Linked DNA regions of Homo sapiens: all the other regions are linked to region 4. A link is a contact called in ENCODE Hi-C data. All regions are on one chromosome and are shown on one strand. Each heading gives the region's core, a stretch centred on a gene start or an enhancer-like site at or near the end of the contact. The rest is flanking DNA. Distances are from core to core; before and after follow the strand shown.

Evidence for each region. A loop is a pair of places that touch in the nucleus more often than their neighbours do. Pooled maps may share reads with other maps.
Region 1: a loop to region 4 is called in a map with no recorded cell type, with 9 times the contacts of the local background. The contact joins the enhancer-like site here to the promoter of FGFR1OP2 in region 4. A Hi-C loop is called at or near these places in 8 of 37 single-sample maps with no recorded cell type and 5 of 50 pooled maps.
Region 2: a loop to region 4 is called in a map of B cell, with 12 times the contacts of the local background. The contact joins the promoter of PPFIBP1 here to the promoter of FGFR1OP2 in region 4. A Hi-C loop is called at or near these places in 5 of 168 maps with a recorded cell type or tissue (B cell, CD8-positive, alpha-beta T cell, gastrocnemius medialis and 1 more), 4 of 37 single-sample maps with no recorded cell type and 14 of 50 pooled maps.
Region 3: a loop to region 4 is called in a pooled map, with 2.9 times the contacts of the local background. The contact joins the enhancer-like site here to the promoter of FGFR1OP2 in region 4. A Hi-C loop is called at or near these places in 2 of 37 single-sample maps with no recorded cell type and 3 of 50 pooled maps.

The regions. Positions count from the first base shown.
Region 1 is chr12:26,153,351-26,158,661 of GRCh38, reverse strand. It overlaps a transcript of SSPN not described here. Among named protein-coding and RNA genes, the nearest start is that of BHLHE41, 31 kb to the right of the region's middle. Within about 2 kb of position 2,346, at least 5 of the 41 ENCODE cell types and tissues checked have a DNase peak (open chromatin) inside an H3K27ac peak, as active enhancers do.
Region 2 is chr12:27,522,930-27,528,029 of GRCh38, reverse strand. PPFIBP1 (PPFIB scaffold protein 1) reads right to left here and starts at 3,824. Exons shown (of 30, transcript NM_003622.4): 1 at 3,665-3,824. RefSeq lists enhancers at 3,202-3,802, 4,049-4,508, 4,406-5,007.
Region 3 is chr12:27,547,839-27,552,896 of GRCh38, reverse strand. All of the region lies in intron 1 of PPFIBP1 (PPFIB scaffold protein 1), which reads right to left. Among named protein-coding and RNA genes, the nearest start is that of PPFIBP1, 26 kb to the right of the region's middle. RefSeq lists an enhancer at 2,889-4,088. Within about 2 kb of position 3,501, at least 33 of the 41 ENCODE cell types and tissues checked have a DNase peak (open chromatin) inside an H3K27ac peak, as active enhancers do.
Region 4 is chr12:26,935,925-26,941,644 of GRCh38, reverse strand. It overlaps FGFR1OP2 (FGFR1 oncogene partner 2), which reads right to left and starts at 3,175. Exons shown (of 7, transcript NM_015633.3): 1 at 2,935-3,175. It overlaps INTS13 (integrator complex subunit 13), which reads left to right and starts at 3,664. Exons shown (of 17, transcript NM_018164.3): 1 at 3,664-3,849; 2 at 4,831-5,066. The coding sequence starts at 4,842. RefSeq lists a silencer at 2,742-2,811 and enhancers at 2,341-2,849, 3,072-3,121, 2,850-3,359.

The DNA.
Region 1 (5,311 bases), core at 1,097-3,596, 780 kb after region 4:
CTCTACCCAGCCTTCCCCAGCCAGGACTCATCTGCCTCTTCTGGTTTTCAAAAGAATTGCTGCAGACTATTCAGAGTCGACCAGCAAAATCAGAGGGACTTCCTGCAGATCCTGTAATGCAGGTGGTAGGAGTTCCCGTCACTCAGAGCCTGAGGTGCCATGACCAAGCAGTCAAGCCTTCTCAGTTCCTACCAGGTTGTTGTCTGGGGAGATGGATGTGGCTAGGAAGGTTGAGTCTGTTTACAGAACTTGGGCAGGCTAGGCCCCTACGCTGACATATTATGGGGAGGAAATGCCCATAGTGGGAAGTAAGGATTCACAAATTCAAATGAATCAGAAAGAAAGGAAAAGGAAAGAAGGGAGGAGGAAAGGAAGACAGAGAAAGAAAAGAAAGGAAGGAAGGATGGGAGGGAGGAAAAGAAAGAAAGAAGGAAGGAAAAAGGAAAAACAGAAAAAAAGAAAAATACATGATGAAGTGGGAAAGAGCTGAACAATGCATAGGAGTTAGCATTTAAGATCATCACATCAAGCTACATGAATTAATATCCTACTTGTGTCTTTTGAAATAATTAAAATCAACATATTTTCTGCCTCCTAAAACAAAACCTATTCGCCATTTCTAGTTGCCTTGGATTTGGTAATCTAAGGAAAAAAAAAAGACAAAAGTAATTGCTTCTTTATGATTACTTTACCACAGGTCATAAGGTAGATAATGAGATTTGTGGGGTTTTCCCTATAAAAATACTTTGAATCCTAAATAAAATGTTAAAAGGAGAAATGAGCACATTGCCCATCTGGAACCAAGAAATAGCTGATTTCTTCATAAAGAGGCCATATAATGGTCAAGACATTGATTTTTGTCCCATAGTTTAGGGTTGCCATAGTATCACTGAGTCACTTAAATCTAATCAAAAGCTGGGAAATATTAATTTTGTCAGAGCAGAATGAAGCAGGGGTATAGAATATAGCCATGAAGTGTCTAGACACAATTAACAGGAACTTCAAAGTCACCTTGACCATTATTTCTAGTGTTTTCAGCCTAGCGCAAAAGTCTGGGTATGTGTGAGAATTCTCCCAGATTTTTTTTTAAAAGAAGCAAAATTTAGTCATCTGAACATCCTGAGAGTGTCAGTGTGGCATTGATAATTGTGAGTACAGTATATCCAGTGTGAATTTTTGTAGGCCTGAGGATGAGTTGACCCAATTTAAATGGACCAAAGTTAATTCACTCCAATTTACTCAGAAATGCTTATGTATAAAACCAAGACTCCAGGGTCCAAGAATGAGAATGTATTTCCCAGTAGTCAGTTTACTTTATTAATGGTATAGAATTAGCCATCAAAGAACTGCCTTCCACATGATCATTGTATCCTAGACAGTTGCAAACAAAAGAACTTGCAGTAAAATCTGCAATCACTTAGTGAAGTCAGCAGCCGCTTTTGTTAATTATTAGCCAATACAAAGTTAAGGTGCTATGAATCTGCACCCGGAAAACCCTACCACAAACAAAACAGCACTAACAAGACGGAGCTGAATGCCATTCATCTGGAGACCAGAGTTGTTTTTACTAAACATGAAAAAACATCTGAAAAGAGCTACCTGTATAGAACAAAGTAAAGATCCCTGCTCTAAACCTTTTCCCCCAATACATGATACCTCAAATTTACCATTAGAAATGTATTTGTTTAAATGAAAATGGTACAGTGTTCCACACACTAGATTTGGAGTCAGACACCTGGATTCTAAAACTCAGGCACCACAGGCAAGTCCTCAAATGCTACGGGCCAGTTTCCTCATATGCAAAAGGGTGATACACAAACCTATGCTATAAGCCTCACAGGGTTGTTTTTCACGTCCAGCTATGTCTCGCTGTGTCCTCTACAGCAACCGTACTTCCTGCCAACCACCTTTACAGAGTGTGTCTTCCTGAGCTGCTCTCTATATTTGTCCCTTCTAAAAATCATTTTCTATGAAACTTCCGTCGCAGTCAGCAATGTGTCAATTGTCTGGAATCTTTCTTGTCATTGTCAGGGGTTTCTCCACATCACGTTTCACTGTCAGTGAACATTCCAGGCGATGACCAGTGGAAGAATCCGCGGGCCTTTCTGAGCTACTCGGTTGCTTTGTTTGTTACTCAGCCTTGATGAGGGACCTCTTCAGCCAAAGCAAAAACAGGTGGTGTGAGGCTAATTATCACTCTGTGGTCCTCCCTTTCTCATTTCCCCTTTTTGTCTTTCTAGTCATGCTTTATTTGCATCTTTACCCCACCATTCGAGGTAGATGCCATCTCTGCTCCCTCACACCCAGGCTTAGCACTTCCTTTCCCAAGTTCGAATGAAAATACTGTGGGCTTTCTAACGCTGCAGACAGCGGTTCTAATCCTGGCTCTGGTATTTGTGAGCTACGTGATTAACGGTGACTTCTCTGAACTTGTATCTCCTCATCTGTGTAAACGGAAGTCATGTCTACTTCACGGAGTTCTGGTGTGAACTAAAGGAGATTATATTTGTGCATCTTAATCACATAAGGTGGCCAAAAAATATTAATTTTCTTACTCCTTTAGATATGCTTTCTTCCTTTTGTTCTTTGTCATGTCTTACTTTCATTCTAAGATTCTTTACCATCAAAGTTCTTTGAACTTTTCTTTCTCAATCCCCTCCCAATCTTCTTCATCATCTTTTCTCAGCCCTTTGAGCAAGCACTTCAGCTGAATGGTTACACACAGGAGCTTTTGTCTGAGAGAGGTGAGATTCAGAACTCAGATCCTCTACCTGCCAGCTCTATCACAAGGAAACTTCTGACTTGCCCTGTTCACTGGGGCTAACAACAGGGCTCACCGCACAGGTTGCTGTGGTAACAATGCAATGGTACCTGGGAAAAGCTTAGCAAAGTGGGCTTCATGTGCAATAAGTGGCCATTAATGTTAGCTCTATTTTTTGTCCCCCTGATTCATTATTAAATCTTGCTCTTTCCTTCACATTTATCATGAATGATTTGCCTTCATGTTCTTCTAACTTCAAATTTCCTCTTTCAGATTAACTCTTCCTCTTTCCGCCAAATTACTCTCTGGCCTACACACATATTAACAAAACCAACCAGTGGTCATCAGTCTATTACTGAGGTGCCTAAAGACTCTTTTTTAAATGTTAATATACCTATTGCTTTTGAGGCTTTCAGGTTGTGTGCCATTACCATTTAAGGGTAACGTGAGGGTCACTTTTATGTTGTTGAAGGTTTGATGATCTTTCGCTCTTTTCCTCTGTCCACAACACCATCCCCTTCCATTTTCAGATACGTGCTCCCATCTTTGTCATCTGCGGCCCTCCTTTCTGTGTTGGTAATTGTTTCTTCTTTAATTTTCACCCTCTCATCTTCTAATTCACCTTTCCCTGATTAGTCTGGACAAGTAACTTTAACTTGTGATTCACTATTATTTCATTTACCCAATTTAAGAAGAAAGAGGTGTTACCCAATGGCCTTTCTGTATACCACGAATACACTAGTTGTAACTTTAAAAGCAGCCAACTGACAAGTTCTTCTCATTTGATATTCATAGAACATGGTTTTGCTTTTTTTCCCCTAAAAAGTCGATATTCAATAAAGAATAGATGTCCTCTAGTAGTCTGATAGAGATCTAGATATCACTCCTAATACAGTTTCCCATTATAAAAATTAATCTATCCTGAGCTCCACAGATTGTTTTCTCTGTCATTACACTGTCATGCCCAGCTTCCTCACCATACACTACCATCACCATCCCTCAAACCCTGGGCCCAAACCCCACTACTTTCTCATATAATTCTGGTCCAGGATCTGATGTGGCACCATGTTACTGGGCCCAATTCTACTCTGCCCTAGACCTCTCTGCCCCTTAATCTGCATTCTGATCATACACAAACAGAAAACACTCCAGAAGATTCATATTAACAATAATCGAATGTACAGTAGATACTGGGTTCTCAGCTGAAATGTTTACCTACTTATCTCAGTTAATCTTTATAGGTACCATTTTATTCCCATTTTATAAATTAGAAAGGTTAAGTAACTTCCCCAAAGTCCCTTAATTAGTCATTCCCTAAGTCATTTAACTAGTGCCAGAACCTGAAGCCACATTTGTCTGATTCCAAAGCCTGTCTCCTTTCTGCTTAGTGCCCCTTAAGAGGAATTGGTGAAGGAGGCAGGGAGGATCCCCCTGAAACTCTACAGAGTTTCACCAAGGCCCTGCTGCTAAGATTTCAGGTGTCATACTCTAATGCAGTGTTGATCTGAACATGGAAATCTATCTTGCATCTATAGGTTGTTGCTCAGTGCAAGGCTCTGAGCTAGGTACTCTGTGCAATGGTGAATAACACACATGGTCTGTCCTCAAAAAGCTCACTGTAGAGTAAAGCAGCTTGGTATTCCAGATCAACCGAGGGTGAGTTACAGAAAATCTTCATGAACCCTGTCATCTTTTGACATATCAGGGACCTAAATGAAAAGTGAAAAATATAGAAATGGGCCTTTTCATAGTACCTTTTTGAGCAACTGCTCGGGTTCAAGAGAAATATGCCCAAGATAAGGTTTTTGCCATAGGTTTTTTTGCACATATCTGCTCTAAATGTAACCACTACAAAAGCAAAGGATGAAAGTCTTTCTGAGGCTACTCCAAGTTTTTCCACAAGGGGTACCCCATGACTGAGTTCTTTCATTGAGCAGAACAAATGTTCAGAGGCACTGGACTTCCTTGCCTTTGGCTGCTTCAGGAATCGTAGCTCATAGTTCTGTTTCTGGGCTCATCCATCAGGAGGGACCATAAGGTACTAGTTCTCCCAACTTAGACTTTACTATGAGAGCTAAGCACACCCACAATATTCCTGATGATTGGGACCACTGGGATATCAGCTACTCAGCACTCAAGAAGGACCAGAACCCAGAATTCGTGGAAGACCTTGCAGACATGCAACAAGAGTCCAGAAGTTCCACCACCTACAAAAACGGTTGTGCCCTTCCAACCACACTGACTGCAAGCCTCTGTAATCACATTTTCTAAAAATAAACCAAGGCTCAGAATGGTGTCACCGCCAGTTCTTCTGTTTATTCATTATTCATTTATGCACACATTCATTCAAAAAATATTTAAGTACTTAGTGTGTGGCAGGCACTATTCTAGGTGATGGAACACAGCAGGGCATGAGTCATTCAAGGTCACTGCTCTCATGGAGCTCAAATTCCAGGAGAGGAGAAAGGAAATAAGAAAACAAATAGATAAAATACTCTTAGACAGTGATAGGTACTTTGAATACTCCAATAATAATGAAGATTATAATAA
Region 2 (5,100 bases), core at 2,575-5,074, 590 kb before region 4:
TTGCAGCGAGGCAAGATCACGCCACTGCACTCCAGCCCGGGCAACAGAGAGCGACTCTGTCTCAAAAACAAACAAACAAACAAAAAAGCAAAGAATACCCTGCATCAAAATGAGACAGTAACCCTAACAGCTTTGACTCGCATATTTAAATCCATCTGTTTGGCCACGGTTAAAAATAACAAAATAATCATGATAGTTATGATTATGGCTCCCTGAAAGATTTCACAACTGGCTGCTCAACTGTGATTTTTTTTTTTCTTAATTTTGGAGCTAATATGACTTTCTAAGGAAATCTCTGAAAATAAAAACGTCATTACGCAACATTTCTTGCCTATGTTTTCGCCTTGAAGCGACGTTTCTTTAATAAAGAATCAAGACACAGACCCAAACATGAATGAATATGCATTCATTAATTCACTCCTTCATCGTTTTGAAAAGGTAATTCAAACTAGGCCAGAGACACGTAATAACATCTTTGAAAAGACAGGCTGGGCACCCAGGGCTCACTCATGTAATCCTAGCACTTTGGGAGGTCAAGGTGGGTCGACTGCTTGAGCCCAGGAGTTCAAGACCAGCCTGAGCAACATGGTGAGAACCCGCCTCTACTAAAAATACAAAAATTAACCGGGCATGTTGGTGCATGACTGTAGTCCCAGGGAAGGCTGAGGTGGGAGGATCATTTGAACCTGGGAGGCAGAGGCTACAGTGAGCCGAGACTGCACCACTGCACTCCATCCAGGGCGGCAGAGCGAGACCCTGTCTCAAAAAAAAAAAGAAAAAAGAAAAGACAGAGTGCTGAATGAGGTCTTCTTTCAGTTAACAGTTTGAAAATTATGCTGGTTTGGGATATAAACGAAAAGTTAATTTTAATGTAACAAATTATCAACATAATCTAAATTTACTTATACAAATATTTTATGAATAGGAAAGGTTTTAAAAGAAGTCAGCTAGTCAGTAACTGAGGGGAAAAATGACCTTGTTCTGATTTATCTCACGGTGGAACAGGGAGCTACAAAAAGACTACATAAACAGTTAATTAACTGTCCCTCGGTGAACTTGTTCCCAAAAAAATGTCAGTGATGCCCTTGAAATTAGGCACTATTGATCTGGAACTTCAGTGTGTCCTGGATTTCAAATCAACATTTATCCATTAAGGCCAGATGACCTTAATTTTTATTTTATTTATTTATTTTTGAGATGGAGTTTTGCTCTAGTCGCCCAGGCTGGAGTGCAATAACGAGATCTCAGCTCACTGCAACCTCCGCCTCCTGGGTTCAAGCGATTCTCCTGCCTCAGCCTCCCAAGTAGCTGAGATTACAGGTGCCCACCACCACACCCGGCAATTTTTTTGTATTTTTAGTAGAAATGGGGTTTCACCATGTTAGCCAGGCTGGTCTCCAACTCCTGACCTCAGGTGATCTGCGTGCCTCAGCCTCCTAAAGTGCTTGGATTACAGGTGTGAGCCACCAAGCCTGGCCGACCTTAATTTTTAAAGTTGCTCTTGGAAATATGACAGTTGTTGGTCACAGGAATTTAACCAAAAACTGATCCTACCTTTCTCAATAACTCAAACATCTTTTAAGTATTCCGTGTTTTCCTACACCATATCTGCCTCATAAACATGGACTGAGAAAGAGAAATATTGGTTTAAATTAAGTATGTAAAATTACTGCTATTATTCAAACTGTGAATCAAATTTAGAGTTTTGGTATATTCAAGTCCCTAAACTAGGACTAGTTTCTTGGAAAGAAAGTGTAAATCTGAATTTGGCACATAAGGATAACATCCTAAAGATACTCTTCTTTACTGAACCGTCTGGCTTTTGCAGCCCCATCTTTTGGTATTACAAATGCAGTTGGAACACTATCAGCCAAGGAACACTACCGTGAGTTCACATTAGCCCACAGGAACTCCACTCCACAGCTCTATCCTACTGAAAAAGTACACTGGAAAATACAGTATGTTTTATGTACTCCCCATAGAACATAAATAGAAAAGACTTGTTCACCATTATTGCAGAGCCATTTGCAATTTCTGTGTCTTAAGCCAAAATACAAACCAAAATTAAAATGTTGTCTTTCCAATAAAGCGAATTTTCCTTTCTCAAAAAGCCTGCTATTTTATCCACTCTATTTAATTTTTTCAGGAACTAACAACAATACAGACCCAGGTATGTCATAAACAACAGCACAACCAAACACTTCTTTCTAGTTCTGAAACCTAATGATCATTTGGCTAGAAAGATAGAGAACCCCATCTATAGTCCTCTATCCCTTTTCCTGACTTGGGTTTACTAGACCTACTGTTGTGGCTTCTTTCTTTCTCCATCTCCTGGAAATGCCTTTTCCCTTCAGGGGCCTGGGATACGGATTTTGACTCACAATGAAGTCCACTCCCATTTCCTCCAGACCTGGCAACAGTAGGATCCTCACTGCTGAGGAGGAACTTCGGTGAAGGAAAGGGGAAACTTGACTCAGGAGTCTCAGCGCTTACTTTTTTTTTTTTTTTTTTTTTTTCCTTCCTGCTCCAAAAGAGAGCCTTAAAGCACTGATGAGAGGGTCCTGAATCGGTGTATGGAGTCAATTTCCCCGCCCCCTCGAGAAAGTCAATCACACCCAGTTAGTGACCTGGGCACACAAAATCTCCACATAGGAAAAAGACAGGGTTTGAAATAGGAAATAAACAAAAATCAGAATTCTATTCTTTCACTTCTTAAAAGTATCTTTTTCCTCCCGCAATTGCTTTCTCAAAATACCAAACTTGGACTTTGAAATCAAGTTCTTTTTCTATTGCTCTCCGCAGTTCTTACTGAAAGCAAGGATTTGTTTTGGTCCCACATGTTGAAAACTTCACGTCCCTATAATTAAGAGTTTATATGCCACGCCTTCCACCGCGTTTCCCTGTTAAAACTCCCTTCTCTAAAAAAGATCCCTGAAAACACAACTACCAGCTCGCCCCTCAAGCAGCCACAGGAAACAGATCTGAAGATTCTCAGCAGCCATCCTAACCTCTCCAGATATAAAGCTGGCAGCTGAAGGGATTTCTCGGTTAAAATGAGTGAATACTAGTTGCAGTTTTAGAAGTGTGCCCCCAAGAGACGAGTTTTCCCGCAAGCTCATAATTAATAAACACCCCAAGTGAATTTCTCACATCCTGACTGGATTACACAAAAGGATATTTTACATTGATATATAAGACTAACATTGATATTCTTTTAATATATAATAGGCCACAAGGAGACAAAAAAATACAAAACTTTTTTTTTCTTTTCAACGAGCATAATTTTTGAGTCGATGATCCATAATTTTTTGTGGCATTTTTAAATGCCTCAATACACACAGACAGAGAGACACACACGCCCCTCTGGTTGGGGTTCTCAGGTATTACCGGGAGCCTAGGGTGTGGGGGTCTAAGGATACAGACAAGACCTAAACGTCCAATCCTGGAGTATTCTTCACGTACAAGCTCGGTCCAAGCCCCAGGAGTTAAGCCCTACCCCTCCACCCCCACCACCCCCAAAAAGTGCCCGTTCCCATTGGGAAACAGGAGTGAGTTGCACAAGGAAATCGACCCGGGGAAGAGGAGGAGCAGCTGCAACAGCCAGCTGCAGCCACACAACGGTGCCACTTCCCTCCCGTCTGGGAGTGGAGCAAAACGCCCTTACCTGGGGGGTGGAGAGCCGCCGGCACTAGTTCCAAAAGTTCTGGTCCACCTCCTCTCGGAGTTCAAAGCCCCAGCACTCCGGCCCGGCCGCCAGCTCGCAGCACACGAGTCCTTCCCCGTCCTTTCCCCACCCTGCCTGCACTACACCATGTCAGGAATCCGGGCAGGCACCGAGCTGGGAGCTGACATCACTCCCAGTTCCAGGTACCTCCCCCTCCCACTGCCGCCCTTCTCTCCTCCCTCCCTGCAGGAATCAGCCAAAGAGAGTCAGCAGTGGGGCGGGGCCGGGGGCGCCTGCGCGCCCGCTGATTGGAGCCGGGGAACGTCACTCAGAGGAGTCCACTAATTTTATGCATTCCTCGCTGAGCCAGACTAGGGCTGGAAGTGGGTGGATGGAAGAAAATGCTGCCCTTCCTGCTATCTCTAAGGAACGGAGATAATCCGATGGGGAAGAACCTGGCGGGTCGAGTTTTAAACTTTTCTTGTTGTAGTTACTGAGATTCCAGATCAGAAACGAAACTAACCCACGCGAACCCCCTTTTTAAGGAGAAACAATTGCCTCGGTGTCACAGGCACACGGGCATGTACAAGCCCGGCGGCGCGTGGTGTAGAAAATGGCTAGCTTTAAGCCATGCAAATAAAGGAAAACGTCAGCTCACCCTTCTGCCCTTTTATCCTGGGACTGCTGGGTGTTCCCTTAGACGGGGAATGTAGAACTTCAAAAGCACTTCAGAAAGATTTGGAAGAGACTCCTGAAAACGGTGACCGAGCTTTGAATTGTTAAGTGGTGGTGTTGTCAGCCATGTGGCTGCTGTTGCTTTTAGCGATGAAAATCACACCACACAAGCTTCTCGGGCAAGTAAAATTGAATCTCTGAAGCAAGAAAAATGTATTTCCCCGTTTAAAGACCTTAAGGCTGCTGTTTCAATGCACACACTGAAAAGGGTGGAGGAAGGAGGGACCTCACAATTGAGTTCCACAAACCACATGAGAATAATTACTGTAGAATGGAACCAATTGTAGTGGCTGAGCTCTCAATTAAGAATTAACTAACGTTTATCCTTGACAGATATCATGCGGTATAATCCCCTTGGCTGACAGAAGAAAAAGATTCTCAGAAAATGGTTCTTTCAAGGCAGATGCTGCTTACAGGCAGACCTGAATGGTGAAAAGCAGCTTTATTTGTATGAGATATAGGTAGCATATAACCCACCATCTTCTAAAAATATAGTGAATTAATAACTTTCTCTTTTTTTTCTTCTTTTTTTAAACAGGTCACTCTGCCACCCAGGCTGGAGTGCAGTGGCATGATCTGGCTCACTGCAACCTCCTTCTCCTGGGTTCAAGTGATTCTACTGCCTCAGCCTCCGAGTAGCTGAGACTACAGGCGCCCACCACCACACCCGGCTGATTTTTGTATTTTCAGTAGAGACGGGG
Region 3 (5,058 bases), core at 2,252-4,751, 610 kb before region 4:
AGGTTAATTTAGCCAGAATCCCCCTTACCCCAACATTCCTCTTAGTATTTTTCCATCCACTGACTCCCACCCTGCTCCTTGGCTATAAATGCCCACTTGTCCATGCAATATTCAGAATCGAACGCAATCTCTCTCCCCCACTGCAAAGCCCTGTAGCAATGATCCTTTGTTCCATGCTTTAACAAGTATCATTGAATAATGTTTTCTTTAACTTAAGTTCAGAGTTATCAAATGAGTTATGTTCCGAGTTGTCAGATGGTCTTGAACCAGAGAAAAAGAGAAGAGCTTTTTCTCCCTGAGAAACATCGATTTGGAATCACAACTAGAATTCCACCTCTGGTACATAACAGTGAGTACAATTTTTCTCTCCCATCCTCAGCCCTGCCTTCTCCTTAGTCCCACCCTCAAAGTTCCATTGCAGCAGAACCTCTCTCAAACTAACCAAAACAGTTGCCTTTTGATCCAGTGTCAGCGTTCCTGACTGCAGTTCAAGACAACTTGGCTGGCCGGTGGCTCTGGAGTCGACTGTCTGGGATTACTGCAGCCAAAAGGTTTCTTGACCCCTAACCTGATAGCGGTTCAATTCTCTTCATTAACAATAAATTTCTCTATTCCAAAGACATGCAGGAGAAATGCCCGCAATACATTCTCTTTGACATGCAATCAGTGGACAATCAGAATTTAAAATATAACACCCATTTCAATTCATTGACAACAGAACTCGGAGATAAACAAATTCAACATTTACTGTTAGGCAGGCACCCTGATGAATTAGTCAGAACAAACGCTGTGTGAGAATTCATTAGAAATGTTTGAGTCAAACAAATTTTAGAGCTCAAGAAATCTGGGAATATCTAACCCATCCCCCTTGTTTTAAAGATGAGGAAACTAGGGGTCAGATGTTCTTGAAGGGGCAGACACGGACCTGGAACGCAGTCTGCTACTCAGCAATTATGATTTGATGTTCTGAAGGCTCTTTCGGTGTCTTCTAATATGGGTCTCCTTATGAACCACAGTCTGTCAAAATTTATTTTTAATGACAGGATATCTATCCATTTGTAAACATACTGTTTTATTTCAAGATGCCAGCTTGACACACAATCTTCACATCCTTTAGCAATATGTTAACTCAAAATAAAAATCATTAATTCTGTAAAAAGAATTAAGACGAACATGAAAAGCCAAGTGATTGAGTTGTTACAGAGACTTTGGCTGGCCAGTGTGTGAGCTCTCTTGGCACCGGAGACTACACGCCGTAGCCTAAAAGTTGTAGGAAGAATACCCAGCTGTTCATCTCCAGAGACTTACATTACACAATGGAACATCAAATAATTTTTTTTCTATTTTTTTGGATTTCCAAGACCTTTTATGTAGCCATCATTCTGGTTCTCAGCAACTGTCTAATTTACAATGTTCCTTTTAAACCTCCTCTGTTGCTCTTGGGAAGTGGAAAGGATGTAAACTATAAATAAAGCCAGTTCCTACTAGCTAATGCCAGGTTTAGACCTTCGTAGTACTAGTGGAGGTCAGTAACATAGGGCAACCATGATTATTTTTAGCAGCACGGTGGCCTGCGATAGAGAGATGGACACTGCCTTCTCAGTTTAGGTGCCGTCCACTTTGGGAGTGCCTGCAGACCCCCACAAGGCTGGGTTAGGTGCTCCTGGAGCACTGAGCACCTGTCTATCAGATCACACTCTTCTGGAACTCAAACCAGGTCTGTCGTGGTTATAAGTAAACTTGAACTCTTAACTACCATGGTGCAGATTGACTTTTACTACAAGCTATGTGATCTTGGAGAAGATCTCCCAAGGTCACATAACTAATCTTTGTTTCAGTTTTCTCTTTAGAAGATGGGAATAAGAGTACCTATCTCAGTTTTCACGTTTGTTAAAAAAAAAAAAATATATATATATATAAAATTAGTGCCCACCCCCAAACAAAGCACATGAAAGCACTGCCACAGAGTAAGTGAGTGATAAACACCAACCATTATTATTATTATTAATGCCACCCTTTCAAGTCTTACAAATGTTAATTGTCCTCTTATTTGTGTTTGTTTTATGTTCACCAGTTAAGACAGGATTGCAAGCCCTTACATGTGATGAGGGAAAAAACCACAAACTTTGAAATCAGCCAAGTATGGGGTAGAATCGAGGCTCTGTGACTTACCACATTTCGTTAATTTTAAAGGTTAATTTAACATCTCCAATATTGGAATGTGTCTTACAATTCGCGGTGGCACAGAGTCCATGTAGTAAGGTATAATCTCTGTTTGATCTCGGGCAAGTTATTTAATCTCTGTAAAACTGGTAATATTACCTACCTCTCTCTGAGTTGTCATAAAGCACGAATAACATATCCATACAAACCCCTAACACCATTGCATTTTGCACTCCTGTGAGTCCAGTGTCTTGTGTACAGGAGATGGTTAGGAGCTAAATAAAAATTTACATATGACTTAACAAAGCAACCCATTATCCATGTAAATGTTAAAATAGTTCCTGAATCCATTCTAGGTTAACATGTGTGAGTGTGCAGACATCCCAGCTGGAGCAGCTTACAAAAAAAATCAGGGGCTTTAAGTACAGAAACTCCATAGGGACAATGTATGGGCACCCAGAGCCCTTCACGAGGATCTGCAGCTGCTTCAAACACCCCACCCGGAGCCTTGGATTACTGCCCAGCTCCCCCATGGGGCCACTGATAGAGTCCAGCTCCCTGTTGAAGCCGAGCTCGGGTTCAAAGTTTGCCTGAGAGTATAAGAAGGTGCTTTTTACAAATTTAGTTATAACTCTTGGCATATATTAACAACAGTTTTGAGCACTTACTTCATTATGCTCCATTAAACCCTTCACAATAAGCCATTTTTCTGAGGTCCAGCATTTAAGTCACACCCTATCTGCCTGGCTTCAAAGCCTGTGTCCTTAACCACTAGGTCCTGACTCTCCGGGAGGTTACGCAACATCAGCTTACGAAAGAGGCGAAGCTCTCCCACGCTTCAAGGTCTCGCCTTCAAAACAGCCAAATAGCACTCTCCCTGGTGAGGGTGTCAGACCCTCCTACACCAGGTGAATGGGGGCCAAAGAAGGGGAGAGGGCGGGGCAGTTGTGTGTGCATAAGTGAGTGGTTCAGTAGCTTTCCAAGCCCCGCTGGAACTGCCACTTTCCTAGGACCCCAGCTGGTCCTAACCGGCAATGTTTTTTATTTTATCTTTTCCCATTTCTCTGTTCTTGATTTATTTCCCATATCTCCAGGCAACACCCTGCAGATCACTTCTGGTTCTTCCTTTTCTTGATAGACTTCCTTCATTCTTCTTTTTTTTTTTTTTTTAATTCTGGTTCTTCAAAAGTTTCTTTCCCAACAACAATTATTTCTCTCTGCATAGTACACACTTCCTGGCCAACAAATTCTTCTTTATTCATTCTTTGCAGACGTGAGTCACAATGAAAAGTCATAGTTGGAGATTCCTCATCCGGACTGTAGAAAAGGTCATGTCCCTAACTCCAGAATGCCAATGATAAAGGCACACGTACAGGCATGTTAGAAAGATGGAGAAGTCAGAGGAAGATGTGCACAAAGTTAAATCGCTCTGCCCTTTCTACTATCAGATCATCACCAAACACTCGTGGGATCACACTGAGAAGGATCATCCAAGTCAAGAGCTGCAGAAGAAATGGTGCACATATTCAAGAGTCTCACCTTTAGCCTTTCCTCTACAGCAGAATCACTATGCTACATTAATTTCCTTCTCATCTGATGACTTCTTGAGAGCTTTTTAGTTTCTGCATCTCCTATTTCTAGCCAATGCAATAAACCAGCTGGCAGATTATCCCCTTCACATCCAATGACCAAATCATCACATCTCTCCAAGAGGTTCAGAGGTGGGTGTTTTTATACAGAACCTGTCACCATGGCAGCTTGACTCTCTTCAGTTTCTGAATTAGGAACAGTGACCTACTTATATTTCTACTACACCCATAATGGAAACAGGTTAGTAATATCTTCCAGGACTTGACATTACGGAGCTTCCAGGTGGCAATGCAGATAAAGGCAAAGAATACACAGAGTCCAGGGGGCTCACTGGGAAGCGAAGTCCATGGTCTGAACACACACCCCCGATCACCTTTGCTCTATGCCACGACGAAGTCATCAGGCTTCCCCACCTCCAGTCCCCAAAATACACTCAAACTACTCAGATGATGGAGGAGCACAACCCATTGCCTCCTTCACTTACTAGAAGGCAGAAAATGCAGAAGAAAAACCATGTTGCCTTTTACAGATATGACTTAATCTGCAGTTGGGAAAGAGATTAGGTATAACTTTGGCTTTGTCTACTCATCCCACTTATACAACAAACCATGCCAGTTTTAGACATTTGTTCAGTGCAACTGGCTTTCGGAAATGCCAGAAAATTGATTCTTCCCTACCCCCGCCAAAGCATATTGACTTATCCTTTGGCAATTTAACTCCTAAATCATTATCCTCGACTATGACTAAAATATCACATAAGGTGATTCAGGAACCAAAGCTATAACCTCCTATATTTGCCTTCCATCCCCAGGGCCCCCTGGAAGGTTCTAAGTCTGAGTTTGTGTGCCTCACTCACTTGCTTGCCTTTTGTTACGGCGACCCATTCAACTGCATTTATATACACATAGGATGAATATTCTGAACGTGCAGTAATTCATGCTTGGGGAAAATTATTCAATTATGGGTCAGTCATTTCACAAATATAGAGGCTAAGCCCTGTTACACCGTAATCAGGTGTACATATTATCCAAGGATCTCATAAACTTCCAAGAGGCTGGAGATCTGTTTATTTAATAGTTCACAAAGCAGTTATAATCTCTTCCCTCAGTTTTGCTAAGGGATCCAGACTTTCTAACTTTCCATATAAAGGGACTTGCCATATGCCGGGCATTTGGCGCTACCCACTTGTTTCTTTCTCAAAGGGTTAGATTCTTTGGGACAGTATAGTAGACACTATATTGCTCCACCCAGACGTCCTTTTTAGGGCCAATACACCCATCCCCAGCTGCTGATGGTTCACAAGGA
Region 4 (5,720 bases), core at 1,926-4,425:
TTTTAAAGTTGTAATTAATATCCACTTTATGAAAAACACTCTCTCCTCTCCAGATTGCATAATGAAATACTACTATCAAAATCAACTACATTTAAAATTTGTTAACTATAAAAACCTACCTATTCAGGGAAAGGAATTATAAGCAGCAGGTAGCTCAAAGCATAATTTTTTTTAGCATTTCAGAAACACAGTGACAACAGTTTCTAAGAATTTGCATGTTCATTTCCTGTACGTGAAACCACACACACAAAAGTTTAAAATATTTTATAATATGCATTTACTTTATCACCTTTTTTGAAGACCATTGTGCTTCCCCTCTTTTTTGGCCAGGAAGTGGAGTGGGAGGAAGAAGACTGTTTTCCAAACTCTCTAACAAGTTTCAAATTTTAAAAAACAGACTACAGTAAAAAAGGAATATTCTAAACTTTTCGGCCTATTTTTATAGTGCCTACCTTAACTGGCCATAATACACTTACTTACATTATTTTCTATAGGCGGGTCCAAATTACAGGTGAATCTCTTTTTTTTTTTAGCAAGTTAAAAAATTTTTTTTTCTTTTCTGCATTAGTCACATTCTCGCCCACTTTACCACCCAAAGACTTTTGCAGTCAGACTCCTGGCAGAAGGCTTAGAACATTCTGCTGCTGATAAAAGAGAAACCACCACCCACCCAAGACAGCAACTGCCAGCTGTTTACTTTTAGATTTTGGTTAAGAAAAATTTAAGGAAATTCAAGTCAAAATTTTCAAGCCAACCTCAGAAAATAAATAGGAATATAAATGAAATGTAAGAGAAATTAAAGACGAAAAAAATTTCAAATATTTTCTAGGTAATTAATAAAAGCCTAGCAACCATTTTAATTAGGCATCACATTAATTGTAAGATCAATGAATGTTTACTGATTGGACACTTCTGTTTCCCTTATCTGCAAATCCACTACTCCTACCACTACATCTACACAGAAATATTGTGGCTACTGATACACCACAGATCTGTCTTTAAATGTCAACAATCTAGTTTAAATTTTTTCATGTTCAGGTATGTGTCTCTAATATTAATTAGTACATAATATGAACTGACCCATATGGAAATAAAAAAACCAAAAGGTATAGTTATGGTTTTCATATAAACTTATAATCTTATGAATGCAAGAAAGAACGCATATAAATTACATATAAAAATAAGCATTTATAAAGGCACATCGCTGTATGTGAAAGCAAAGAAAATTTTCACTGTCCTTGAAAATAGTGGAATGAATACATGTTTGGAACTGTATAAAGACACTTTCTGAAGAAAATTAATTTTTAAACTTGGAAGAAAGATTTTGGAAGTAATGACACTGGAGGATTTTTTTAAAATTACACGTTCCCTTAGAATTGTGGCTGAATATAAGTTTCACATACATATGTTCAAAGAGTTGTGACAGTTCAAGAAGGAACTAACCTAATCTAAACCAGTTATTTCTAACCTACAGGCTAAGGAGTCAGTAGAAGAGTTGCCTGAATGCACATACTCCAAGCACTGTCTGTAGTCTAAAACATTTCTGCTCCATTTCTCAAATATAAATAGATACTGTAAAAATAAAATACAAAATCATTTAAAAGCATAGTAGTTTTCTGTCATTATACATAATTTCAACCAACAATTACTAAAAGTCCAATTGCATGTGTATTAGAAGTACAGGGTTTCTCATAATCAAAATAGGTCGGGACCTTTAAGCTAATGTACAGAGTTCCTTCTGGCCCAAAATTCTATGATTTTAAAGGATGAAGAACTCTTACGGTGAATTCCTTAGAACTATTCCATTTCAATAAACATACATATGTATATATAAATAATGCTTGCTATGTGCCAAGTACTGGACTTTTTCTCAGAGATGAGTAAGACATGATTCCAGACAGACCCAGGTTCAAATTGGCAGGAGAGACAGAAACAAATAATACAACCTAATAAATACTGCAGAAGAAAAGTTTCAAATGCGTTGGGAGCACAGCGGTATCAATGTCACCTGGGGGAGTCTGAGAAGACAATGATTTATGAATTGGGTTTTGACAGGTGGTAAAATAGAGGAACAGTAAACATCCTAGACATCCGCACGTACAAAAGTACAGAGCTGTCAAAGCGCATGGCATGTTTGGGGAAATAGCCAGTATAGTCTTGTATGGTAGGATATTAAAGCAGGACTAAAAGGTAAAATGGATTGGGGCAGACTGTAAAAGATCCTGAATGATGATGTGCTTAACAATTAGGATTTGATGCTGTCAGCAATACGGTTACTAAAAAGTTTAAGGAAAGGACAGAGATAAATATGTATTTCAGAATAACTCTATGGAAGGATTATAGTAGGGAAACCAGTGGAGGGCGGGGGGCAGAGGGGGCAACCGCACTAATTCTGGCGAAAAAAAAAATAATACAGTGCAGTGTTAAGTGGAAATGAAGAACCAATGATGATTCCTGGTTTTCTAGTTCGGATAGCAGGACAGATACTGGAACCATTATCAGAGATGGGATAGAGAAGAAAGGCAGGAAGAGAACCAGAAAAGAGTAATACCCCTTGGAGAGCAGTTTCAAGAAACAAGTTATCTTCATTAAACGCTGCAAACAGGTGACTGAAAGGGTCCCCCGTCCGGTGGTGAACTCGCAGGTGGGTAAGGCAGGATGAAAGCAGATACGGAAGGTGTGTCCACAGGGTTAGAGCCAAGGCTTTTCATTGAACTTTCCGCACCGCATCTCCATTAAGAGGAGCTCGGAGTCGGGGGGCGCGGAGAGGAAGTCCGGCTCCCAGGAGCAGGGAGCCCGCGGCGGGAAGCGGACAGGGCCGGGCGCCGGTGGTTCAAGAGGCGCAAGGCACCGGCCCCGGCGAAGGACTGCCCCGGCAAAGGACGCCTCCGACTCGCCCACCCCTGCTCCCGTCCCTGGATTTAGTCCACTTACTCTGCTCTTAGTCCCTCGCAGCCTTCAGCTGTGGCGATGCGGACTCAAACCCTCTACCAACCGGGACCTATGCACTCAAGGGAAGAGACTCCGCGCCCCCCTAATCCGCCTCCTCAGCAAGCAGACGCAGAATCGGACGGAGGCAGCGGACGGAAGGCCGGGAAGCCAGTGGCGTTCAACGCCATCACCGGCGGGGTAGACACCTCCGCCGACCGCCTCCGACCGGCGCTCCCGGAGAACTCCAGCCTCGCGAGATTTCTTTCCTCGCGTTACTGTGGGGCAGAACCGACCACTCTCCGCTTTGCCCCAGAAGGCAGGGCGGGGCCCTTCTATGTCCCTCCCTATTCCTCCCTTCCCAGGCTTTCGCTCGGCCTCTCGCAAAGTCTCGCGAGTTTTTCCAGGGGAAACCGGCCTGGGTGGAGAGACAGAGAAGGGGAGACCGGGTGGGTGGGTCGTACGCTTAGGGGGCCGTGGTTGGTACTTCGCTGTTGGGGAGGCTTTCAGGTCGCCCAGATCCTGCTTCCCAATGGGTGACTGGGAAAATTAGCGGGTGGAAAATCTCGAGGGGTGGAGGCTTTTTTTTTCCTCCTTGGCCCCGCCCTCTTCCTGTTCGGCGACTGGGACGCCTGGCCCTACGAGGGGGAAGGGAGGCTTGGCCGGGCTATCGGAGAGCGCTGTGCGCACGCGCGAGCCCGAGTGCGTGTGTGTGTGTGCACGCGCACGCGCGCTCCTGCTCTTAGGAAGCCTGGGAAGGACCGGTGTGCTAGGAGATGATCGGGGAAAGCATAGTCCCCTGTCTGTGGCACCAGACACTCCCGACTGTGCGCTGACTCTCCCCGCCCAGCCAGCAGCCTTTTCCAGAGAGGCTGTGGTCCATAGCCTCTGTTCGTTTTCACTGCAGGACCAGGCACGAAAGTAAGCGAACCTCGATCCTGAGGTCTTCCCTATCCACTCACCTTGTATTTTCCACCCCCCACCCTCCAGCAAAGTGGGTCTAGAAGGTTTCTCAAAGAGAGTTTTGCATGAAGGGGAGATGCGTCTTGAAAGCAAGAGGTGAAAATAGCTGGATCGTAAGAAATCAGTTCGTTTTGATTTAACACTTTGGCTTTGCTTGCCATGTGCTTTTCGAATGTGGATTGTCTATTCAGTATAAGATTTTGTTAGCGAAGCAGGGGAGTACCGTATGCTCTGTTTTAATAAGAAAAAGTTTTAAAAGTTTTAAATTTCCTTCTACACACCAGTGTGATGGTAACAACTAAGTTTTTCTGCTCTACCTGGTAAATTACTGTGATGTTTCAAAAGCTAAGGGGAGAGTGTGAAGTTGGGGTCCTTATCCTAAGGCGAAGACCTGATGTGCGGTTATCTTAGGAGATGTTTATCTTTGTTTTGGCCTTTTCTTTTGCTGTCACTCCTCTTTCCTGTTAATTCCGCACCCCTACCCGCCAGTCCCCCTTCAAACGTTTTTCTTGGAGGGAAGTGCAAAAATGCTGGCTTGGGGTTTATATGTGACTAATGTCAATTAGCAAGGATCATAAAGTTGTATTTCAAGAGTCTTTGTCACTTATGTTTCGTATATGTAAGGGAATCAAATACAATTAAATGTCAAAATGTTTCCCTCTGACAATTTTAAGTTCATTTTAAAAGCAAAACCAAAAATGCATGCACTGGTATTTTTGTCTGGGCCTGGTAGAGTGACAGCCTAATATGGTGTATTGATACCCTTGCTTTCTGGTCATGACCTCATTAAACTGTCCTTTGTCGGACAGATTTCTTTGAACATATTATTCATGTTCCCTACCAAGTCTTCTTGAGGGAAAGACAATCTTCTTGAGAAAATTAGAAAAAATGTAAGATGTTATGTACAAATATTTGGCTAATATGTTTTTCCCCTTACAGGTTAAAACAAAATGAAGATTTTTTCTGAATCTCATAAAACAGTGTTTGTTGTGGATCACTGCCCTTATATGGCAGAATCTTGCAGGCAGCATGTCGAGTTTGATATGCTGGTGAAGAATAGAACCCAAGGAATCATTCCTTTGGCCCCCATATCTAAATCATTGTGGACTTGCTCAGTAGAATCTTCCATGGAATATTGTAGAATAATGTATGATATATTTCCTTTCAAAAAGCTGGTGAGTGTGAAGTACAAACAAAATCATGATTTTGGGGATGTACTTAACTGCATAAATGAATTTTTATATGAATTTGCTATAGATAATGACTGTGTGTTTATTACTTAAAAATGTGGTACATAACGCTGCCCTTTGGGATTAATATATAATGGATATTTAATTGGGGCCAGTAATAATAACAGCTAACAATTATTGAGCACTTTACATGTGCCAGACATATTTCAAAGTGCTTCATATTTATTAATTTCCGTAATTCTCATAACAGTCATGTTAGGTAGGAACTGTAGTTATTGAAGCAATATTCAAAGTATGTAACAACCAGTATAGAACACAGACTGACCATTGAGAGCTGCTGTCAAACTGTGCTGGCATGTAGCAGCTGACTGTCAGTCTTGTTTGTTGCTTCCCTGTTGCAGATCCGGAAACTGAGGTAAAGAGAAGAAACTTGTCCTGAGTCACATAGTTACGTAGAGGCAGAGCCAGAATTTGAACCTAAGCTGGCTAGCTGCTTGCAATTTTAGCAAATATATACTAAACTGCTGTATTGTTTGGCCATATTAGAAAGAAATACTTTTAAGAATGCTAAGTGGATATGGTTTATCAGTAAGAAGAGAAATGGATGATTGACAGAAATTACAGGTATTAAAGTTTAAT